Regions from separate parts of the Mus musculus genome. Here region 1 is linked to region 2. The links are chromatin contacts, found by Hi-C or POLR2A ChIA-PET in ENCODE. All regions are on one chromosome and are shown on one strand. The core of a region is the stretch at or near the end of the contact, and the rest is flanking DNA. Distances in the headings are between cores, read along the strand shown. Region 1 holds the start of Zfp457 (zinc finger protein 457). Region 2 holds the start of Zfp455 (zinc finger protein 455).

The links. Hi-C counts contacts between places; a loop is a spot of excess contacts on that map. ChIA-PET counts read pairs that join two places held with the same protein, here RNA polymerase II (POLR2A).
Region 1: a loop to region 2 is called in a map of gastrocnemius, with 1.9 times the contacts of the local background. The contact joins the promoter of Zfp457 here to the promoter of Zfp455 in region 2. A Hi-C loop is called at or near these places in 1 of 37 maps with a recorded cell type or tissue (gastrocnemius). POLR2A ChIA-PET finds 5 or more read pairs at or near these places in 2 of 5 experiments (Patski and embryonic stem cell).

Annotation. Positions count from the first base shown.
Region 1 is chr13:67,305,015-67,309,374 of GRCm38, reverse strand. It overlaps Zfp457 (zinc finger protein 457), which reads left to right and starts at 2,963. Exons shown (of 4, transcript NM_001003666.2): 1 at 2,963-3,025. The coding sequence starts at 3,020.
Region 2 is chr13:67,192,578-67,197,081 of GRCm38, reverse strand. Zfp455 (zinc finger protein 455) reads right to left here and starts at 2,576. Exons shown (of 4, transcript NM_001048204.1): 1 at 2,488-2,576. The coding sequence starts at 2,493.

The sequences.
Region 1 (4,360 bases), core at 1,714-4,213, 110 kb before region 2:
AGTAAACTTTGCCATATACACCAATAGATAGTACAATCATTACATTTTATGAAGAGGAATAAGAGAAGTATGTGGATGTATTATAAAGTCATATAGTGATGTTCAGTGATCAAACTTCTATGAAGTCACCATTTGTTATGTAATCAGCTCAGTATGTCTTCCAAGAAGGTATGGAAGTATCTACACATCTCATGTACCTTCCTGTAAGGGATGTAGTTAATGACAGGACCTGTAATGTATTGAGGGAATTGGTACAGGCTCAGGATGGTAAACCTAATGAGTATTGAGAACTGCTCTAGCAAGGAATGTATTTCAGTGGATTTTTGCTTATGACTGACAAATGGGTCTAACTTGTAAATGAAAACTGATAGTTTTTATTCATTTATGTATACATATATATATATATATACATATAAAAGAATATTCCTTTTAAAGATCATTTTTTTTCCTAAACATGAAACCTTTGTTTTACTTCTTCTTATTATTATTCTTGTTCCAGACAGGGTTTCTCTCTATAGCACTGACATATCCGAAATCCACTCTATAAACCAGGTGTCTCCAACTGAGAGATCCAACTCTCTCTGACCAATAACTAACGGAATTGATTGTATGTAGCATCATAAACAGTGTAAGTTTATTTAATTAAATATTTTATTTTACTTTGCTAGAAGCTTGTGTGTGTGTGTGTGTGTGTGTGTGTATCTATTCTACAATAGATTCGTGATGATTTATGAGCCTCGTGGTGTCAAAATATGGTATCTGATCCTCTAGAACTGCTGCTTGTATGTGCTTGAGAGTCATCATGTGCCTGTTAGAAAACAAACTCATATTCTATAAGACATTAATTACTCTTAGCCATGGAACAATCTCTTTAGCCTGTAAGCATAGATTTTAAAGTGATTTTGCAAAAAATAGAACCTACTAGAGTATGTTTCAAAGAGAGAAAATTAAATGGTCAAGATGTAAAAAAATGATAGTAGGCAGTAAACTTAAAACTGGGATCATGGTCTAAACAAACATATTAGTCCTGAGACTCTGGCTCCAGTAGACTTTTCCATAACTATGCCTGGGTTCCTAATATTCTGCTGAATGAGGCTCCTCTTTGATGATATGTTCAGGTTGTGACTACACCACCGTAACTCCTCCTCCTATTGAATTATACAGCCACAATGCACAGAAATGGAGACTGCAGAAGACTTGTAAATGGATGCTGCATCCTCACGGATGAACACATCTCATGTGAATGACTACCCTCTTACAAATGTGTGCATGAAAAGACACAAACATACATGTATACATATACCATACACACAACTAATTTAAGCTTACCCTTGACTAGCTTACAAATAAATAAGACTCAGACTATGGTTATTTCCATTGGCTTTGACAATTACTGGGGAGGGCAGCCCTCATTTATTCTTCTAACTGCTATCCTGGTGTCCTCCTTTCTTCCCGATGGTATACCCCAGATACTTGCTGTTTCTCATGGCCATGTCTCATCTTTGAGACATGGCATCTTTGTCCTCTTTCCCCATTCTTCCTCCTTTTCCTGGTCTCTCTTCCTTCTCTCTCTCTTCTCGACCCTCTACCAGGTAACTCAAAACCCACCTACCTGTAATTTCTCCAGTAATTGGCTGTAGCCAATTTGATTTAACTAATAGTATTAAATCAAGGAACAAGGTTTGCACAACAGAACCTTGTAAATGTGAGAAGTCTGTGGTAGGCTTAGATCTTCGGGTATAGAATTTAGCATTACATACATAGCAACAGACCAGACCTCAACACATAACACATATTGGAAAACTAGCTATGCTGAGAAATAATAACTTTTGTGGCTTCTGACAATGCCCTTCACTGCAGCATTCAGGAGGAGGACAGACCAGTCATGATGCTTGCCAATCAAGCACAGGTACACACACGTACTGCTCCTTGCCTCTAGTTTCTCTGAGTGAGCAAATGATCTGCATCTCTGGATAAACATACTCCTGAAAAAGAATAGGGACTCTGCACAGTCTTTGCGCTGAAACGGGTTCCTTTTGGATCATTAGGATTCCGGGAAGTATGAAGCCTTTTCTGTAATGGAGTTTGTAACTTTGACTCAAGTATGAACTACACAGGAATAAACCTTCCCATGAAAAGGTAGGGATTCTCAATCCTGCATGTTTCCAGTGTAACTTCTTTATTACAGTGACTTATTTGACAGTAATATGAACATATATCTGATACCTTTGTATTCAAGGAGAAAACACTCAAGTGTTCTATTTAGAAGGGAGGGAAGTTCAAGACAGATAACACTAATGTTCAAATATTTTCAAATATGACCGATGACAGGATCAGTGCAGAGACAGGAAAATCAATAAGAAACATCAAACCTAAGGCAAAGGGAAATCCTGTAAGTGCACAATGGCTCGACAGTCAGTACACACACCATTGTGATCCCAGGAACTCTGCCCCTCCCCTTGGGAGACAGGAAAGCCTGTACTAAGAAAACATCTGCTGGTGACTAGATTTGATCTCCAATTCTTCTATCTTAAGCGACTAAGATGGTTTCAATAGAATCGTAAAGAGATAATGCTCACTCCTACATTAACTTCCTGCTTCCACATTCTTAAATAAAGCAGATCATGAAAGCATGAATTTTTCATTCGTGAATGATTCTATACATAGATCAGAGTTGTAGCAGAGATAACATGGAAACGTGATGAACGTGATTACTGTGAAAGGCTCATCTTACAGGCAAACATTTCGTGCCATGACCAAGGATTTTAAAAGAGCCCAAATTCCATGTGCATGCCCATGTGCAGCTGCTCTCAGTGGACTGTAATCCAGGCAGTGTACAAAAGCTCTTCAGTGGGTTCCCGGAAGTCCTTCCAACTGACTTGTGGGAAATGTAGTCCCATCGCCTGTGACGTCATCAGAAAGAGCTGTCAGCAACAAAATTCCGTATTCTTTCTTCAAACTTCGCTTCTTCTCAAATTTGTGCAGCTGTCCTGTTGAGCGCTGCATTTGGATTTCTGCCATGGAGGTTGGTGCAGGGAACAGCACCATCTTGCAGATCTGAAGGACTGTGCAGGGTGGCGGATAGGGCACAGAGAGTGCCAACTTGGGCTTGTGAGACAGGAAGCTGCTGACCTTGAGGTGCTGTGCTGACCTAGGCTGGGCCACTGTCCCTGGGCACAGGTTTGAAGAGGAGAAGGTTGGAAACAGCAGGATGGCAAGGGCAGGCAGGGTCTGCTCACTGCCTGTGCCTGAGATGCTGACGGGAGCTCACGCATCTTTGCTGGGGAAACGTGCTCTGCCTAGCTGACGGGTTCTCCTGTGGTGGTTGTCAGATTCTTAGGACATACAGAACACGTGGACATCTAGCGCCCCATATACTTTATGTCCTAGAGATTACTCCTGGTTTGAGCTCACACAGCTTCCCAAAGGTCCTAGTGTCTAGGGACAGAGAGTCCTGTGACGGTGATTGTTGTGTGGGTTGTTAGTTACTTTTCCTTTGGAATGAATTGTTAGATTTATGGATGCCTTGGTTAGAGTGGGAATTTCCAATAGACATCTCTGTGACTTGAATCATCACAATACATGGCTATGTAGCCACAGAATAATCTTGTAATTGGTATGAACCTATGTTTGCCCAATCCAGATAATTATGGATTTTGCACATCAAATTAAAATCGCTAGACAGCAGTACCTCAACGGTTCTGAGTATGTGTTCTGTCCAAATTTGGACTTCTTTTCAGATGAGAGACGACTTGGTGTGATGAGAGATTGCTGGGTGGGGCTGGAAAGTCTGAAAGGGAAGAGGAAAATGGCTCTGCTCATCTGCCAGGCTCTGTAAATTGTTCTCTAATCTGCCAGGCTCTGTACATTGCTCTCTAATCTGCCAGGCTCTGTACATTGTACTATGTTTTCTTATCACATGATTTTCTTCTGTCTCTTCACATTGTCAGCAGCGTCTGAACTGTCCTAAATTTAACTGTCTTAAATATTAAATTTTCTGTCCCTCAATGTGACATTCAGGTTTACTGAGGCACCTTTAATAGTTTTAGGAAGAATTCCCCAAGTTTTTCAACTGCTTTGGAACAGCTGGAATATAAATTTGGAAAGCTGTTATACATTTGGGGTCTAATGATTTTTCACATAGGTTCCTGTCTATGCATAGTTCTCCTCCTGAAGGGTTAAGAGAATAGTTTAGTCCAGAGCCATTTGAATAGCCTTGATCTGAGAACACAGATTTACTTTAATCCAAATTCTATGCTCCAACATGGAATCAGTTTCATGGTTTTACAGAACAAAGAATGTCATTAACCAAGGAAAATTTAAAATACTTTGGTGTGAGTCGATAGAAGCATGTACTACG
Region 2 (4,504 bases), core at 1,327-3,826:
TTAAAATAAATAACACATTTGTTCCATACATTAGGCCTCTAGATGTATTTTTGGATTTTAGTAGTCTGTATATTGTTTATGTGTCTTCTTAAAGCACCAGTAGGTGGAGTGTATTCAGTAAAGGATGGAATAGAGAATATGAAAGAACTGATCAGGCAAGCAGACACAGCTGTTAACTCATTATATGTCACCTTACTTGAAAAAGACTATGGAGGACTCTGTGAAGACAGAGAGTTTCTTTTCTTTTTTTTTTTTTTTTGGTTTTTTCGAGACAGGGTTTCTCTGTGTAGCCCTGGCTGTCCTGAAACTCACTTTGTAGACCAGGCTGGCCTCGAACTCAGAAATCCACCTGCCTCTGCCTCCCAAGTGCTGGGATTAAAGGTGTGTGCCACCACGCCCGGCTAACAGAGAGTTTCATAACAGAAAATGACAATGTATTGAGGATCTGCACTGCTCAGGTTTATTACTTGTATATGTGTTTGACAAATGTTCAAATCATGTAACTTCTCTTCATGGCCTCTGACATACACATGCAGATCAGCAGGATCTGACTGTCATCACCAAACACACCTCCTCTCCAGTTTTCCAGATATGACATGTCTAACACAGCAAGGTTCATACATGAGTTGTACAGACAAGTAACTCCTTCCCTCATACTAACATTAAGAGGCCTGGGAGATCAGGGGGACAACTACACACCAAGGGGACCTGGACTTAAACCTGTGCAAGAGGACGGCATCCCACACTAGCAGTTTCCTTTACTGGTTGCAGACAGCAGTACCCATGTGAGGGACAGTGGAGGACGTGGGCTTGTTCCAGCTAACTGTAAGAAGCATTTGCAAGCAGCTAAACCTCTGGGACAGGAACACAGGAAGATATCCCAGAAAAAGAGGCAGAAAATGACACATGAACATAAACTACAGTAGCCTGCATCATTCAAGAACTGCAGAAAGGCAATGAAGAAATGATGGAGTCTCTGCCTAGATATGGACGGAGCAAACTGGAAGAATTCAGGGAAGACCAGAAGAAAGCATCCTCAGGTCATGGCAGAATCTAACACAAACTTAACTATCCAAAAGGAGTGAACATTCACTGTCAATAGGAAGAATAATCAAGCAAGGGAAAGAGGAGAGTCCTTCCTCACACAGTAAATCCAAACAAATAGTCACCCAAATGTACCATCTTTAACAAGAGCATGTTAGTGAAAACAAAGTTTGAATCCCACATGGATTGGGTCGGCAGAAGGGAAGCATGTGTACTTTGTAAGACACCAAAGTGTTGATTGCAGGGGTTTTCCACGGCTCTCACTGGAAGACATGGAATGAATCATAGAGAGTATTTCTCACGTCCATCAAGCATGATTAAATGTTTTCTGACACAGACTGAGGTAGCCTACATTGGCCTTGAATTTGCTATCAAGCAGGGGTTGACCAGAGGGTCCTGCCCCTCCCCCTCACAAATACAGAGATGACAGGAATGTGCCTCACAGTAGGCTCAAGTGTCTTTCTATCACAGGTCTGTTTACTTTAAGTCACAAGAATACACACAGGTCTGTGAGCTCTTCCTTACCCTGCTGACCTGACACAAAAGCCTGGCCCCCTAAAACAAGGCCACGCGAGATTTTCACCAGATACTAATACCCTGCTCATAAACGTTCTCAGGTTCAAGGCCTGATCAAGGCACGTTGACATAATCATAGTGTGCCAAGCAGACATTGTGTCTTATTTACAATTATTCAACCCTACTTTATGAACAGGAAACCTATCCAAGGTTTAAGGAAACCCAGCCCTCAAGGTAAAACCAGGTGGCAGGTTGCCTGCTTTGCTGACTTCCCTCTGTGTATCCACTACATGTGTTTCCTCACCTATAGTCAAAGACTCTCAGTGACCTCCCATCCTGGCAGATCTCTCTGCTCTGTTCCAGATTTTCCCATCTATGACCTGTTGGGACTTGGATTTTTATTCTCTCTTAATTCCTTAACTGATAGGGAAAATGAACATAATCAGGACCGTAGGAGGAGGCCAGGTACAGAGGATAGTGGGGCCAGGTACCCCATTTGCTCTAAAGGTACTGACTGGGGCATCTGACAGCATCCACCTGAGAATGGGGCAGCTAGGGGAGCATGCTTCCCAGCAAAGCTGTCAAAGAGTTCCCAGCACTGCCTCAGGTGCAAGTAGTCATCTCACCATCACTAGCTTGCAATCCTGACCCCTGCTACCAGTCTGTTCCTATGTCCAAGACACCCTGCGGTGTCCTATGAAAACCCTCACCTCAGACACAATCCCAATCGCCCCATTCCTGGTCCAGAACTGCAACCTCACGTGACCCAGCCAGATCAGCACAACAAATCCCAACAGCTTCTTTTCTTCCGTTCTCCCTCCAAGCCCAGGTCCGCTCAGTCCCCACCTTCCCCACACCCACTCTCCCCGCCTTTTCCCAGCCCGATGCTTGCACAAAGCCCCAGGCTGTGCTGTTTCATGAACCAACCTCCATGACAGAGACAACAGGCGTGTACAGCCGTTCAGGACTCTCGCAAAAACTTTGAGGAAGGCACAATGTACAAAACGAAAGCTAAAGTGGGATTGCCTGGATGGCTCCTCGTGATGGCACAGTTGCTTGGACTACATATCCCAGAAGTCTTTGCGAAGCTATTCCTGGAACTGAATGTGGTCTTTCCCTGGTCTTAGATTTGTAGCCTTCTCTCTGTTTTCTTTACTATTATACTATGGTAGGTACTATGGTAGGTACTTGGCCTACTTTAAAGCGCTCGACTCTAATGTAGACTCTGTCATAATACTCAGTATTGCAAATAAATAAATAATACTTGTTCCTTTGCAATTACACTCTGCATGAGACATACATGGATCAGATTCCACATCATGAAAAACAGTTTTGTGTAAATATTAGGATGTATATACTGTGGTTAGTTGGTCAGGGACACATTGAGAGTATAGATCATTTAACAAAGTTAAAACTTTAAAATGTTAATATATATTTAAGAAATTCCTTTTTAGTGGGAGCTGTACTACAATTTTAACGGTCTCCAATGGTTGTTCACAAACACAGGTACACATAAGCCACTGGGTATGTTTGCCCGTTGTTGATGTTGTTGTTCCTTCCCCTGCTCAGATTACACTTGGGAGGACACAGCTCCTGAGGTCACACTGGTATGTGTACTGGCCACTGGCCCATTATCCATTGTTAGAATTCTCTCTGCAGAGGTCTGATCTTTCTTACTCAATTTCCTTTCCCTGCTCTGATCTACAAGTGTTCCTATGTGACAATATTTTGAAAGTCAAAGCATCTGCCCTGAACTAACCTCAGTTTCTCAAAATCAGGACAGAGAAATGATTATTTCAAAAACAAATCAGAAATATCAAATAAGTTTATTGGAATTTGACAATCAAATACGTTAAAAAAAAACACCATACTCTGTAACCTGGAAGCCTCTGAGAGTTTCACTTTCATCTGTTTCTAAGAAAGACAATTCACTTCTCAACATGCCCATAGACTTTAATAGTCCCAAGACAGTCAAAGCCCAAAGTCTCTTGATGTTGTAATTCAATCAATTGCTTATTTCAAAGTGCTTACAAGATTACTCCTTCAACCTACCATGGACCAGTGGAAACCTGCCTTTTCCAAAAGGAGGAATAGTGACCAGGCAGGGAAGGATAAGAATAAGTTCGAGAGGAATGTGCTGTGAAAACCTAACCCCTACATCATCATATGCATTGGGTCTGTGGTTGCTGAATCATTTGGATGTCAAAGAACAGTGTCAACCTAAACTTCATCTGTGTGTTCTAAAGCACAGACATCCCCTTTCTAGATGTTGCTATGTTTCTAACATGAGGCTATGGTGGGGTTCCAAGTCCACTTAGCTGTCACCTGCATGTTTTATGAAGTGTGATCCCACCAAGATATTAGGAAGGACAGTATACACCCTACCAGTTACATGGTGAAGCATTTCTCTTAGCATGGCTGCAAAGCTCCATGCTGACCTACAGGATGCACCTCAGAGCCTCCACAACTAGTACAACATATACAGTGCTGTCCAGTTCTGCTTTCATCTAGGTTAGTATCAGGCCCCAAGAGAGTTTCCTTTGTCGCTGTGTTCTGAACCTGGAGAGCTTTCCTGAAAGTGTAGTTATGAGCATAAAGTCCCCACAATGGGCTTTCCAATGAAATCAAAATTTCAAATGAAATTCCACTTCCACAAGGCAGAGACTTCCATGGATGTGCTCTTGTCACAGAGGAGATTTAATGTTGGCTCTGGACAAAGTACCAGGATTGCCCATCTCTATAACAAGAATAGGGGATCTCACAATGTCTATAACTTTAGATTCACTGAGGTTGTAGAATGAGAATAGTACCCTACAGCCTCATACAACTGATGCTTCGGTCTCAGTTGGTGGGAAATATTTGTGAAAGAGTGGGAGGTGTGACCTTGTCACAAGAAAATGTCACTAGGCTTTTTCATTACACAATAGCATGCAGTTTCCAGTTA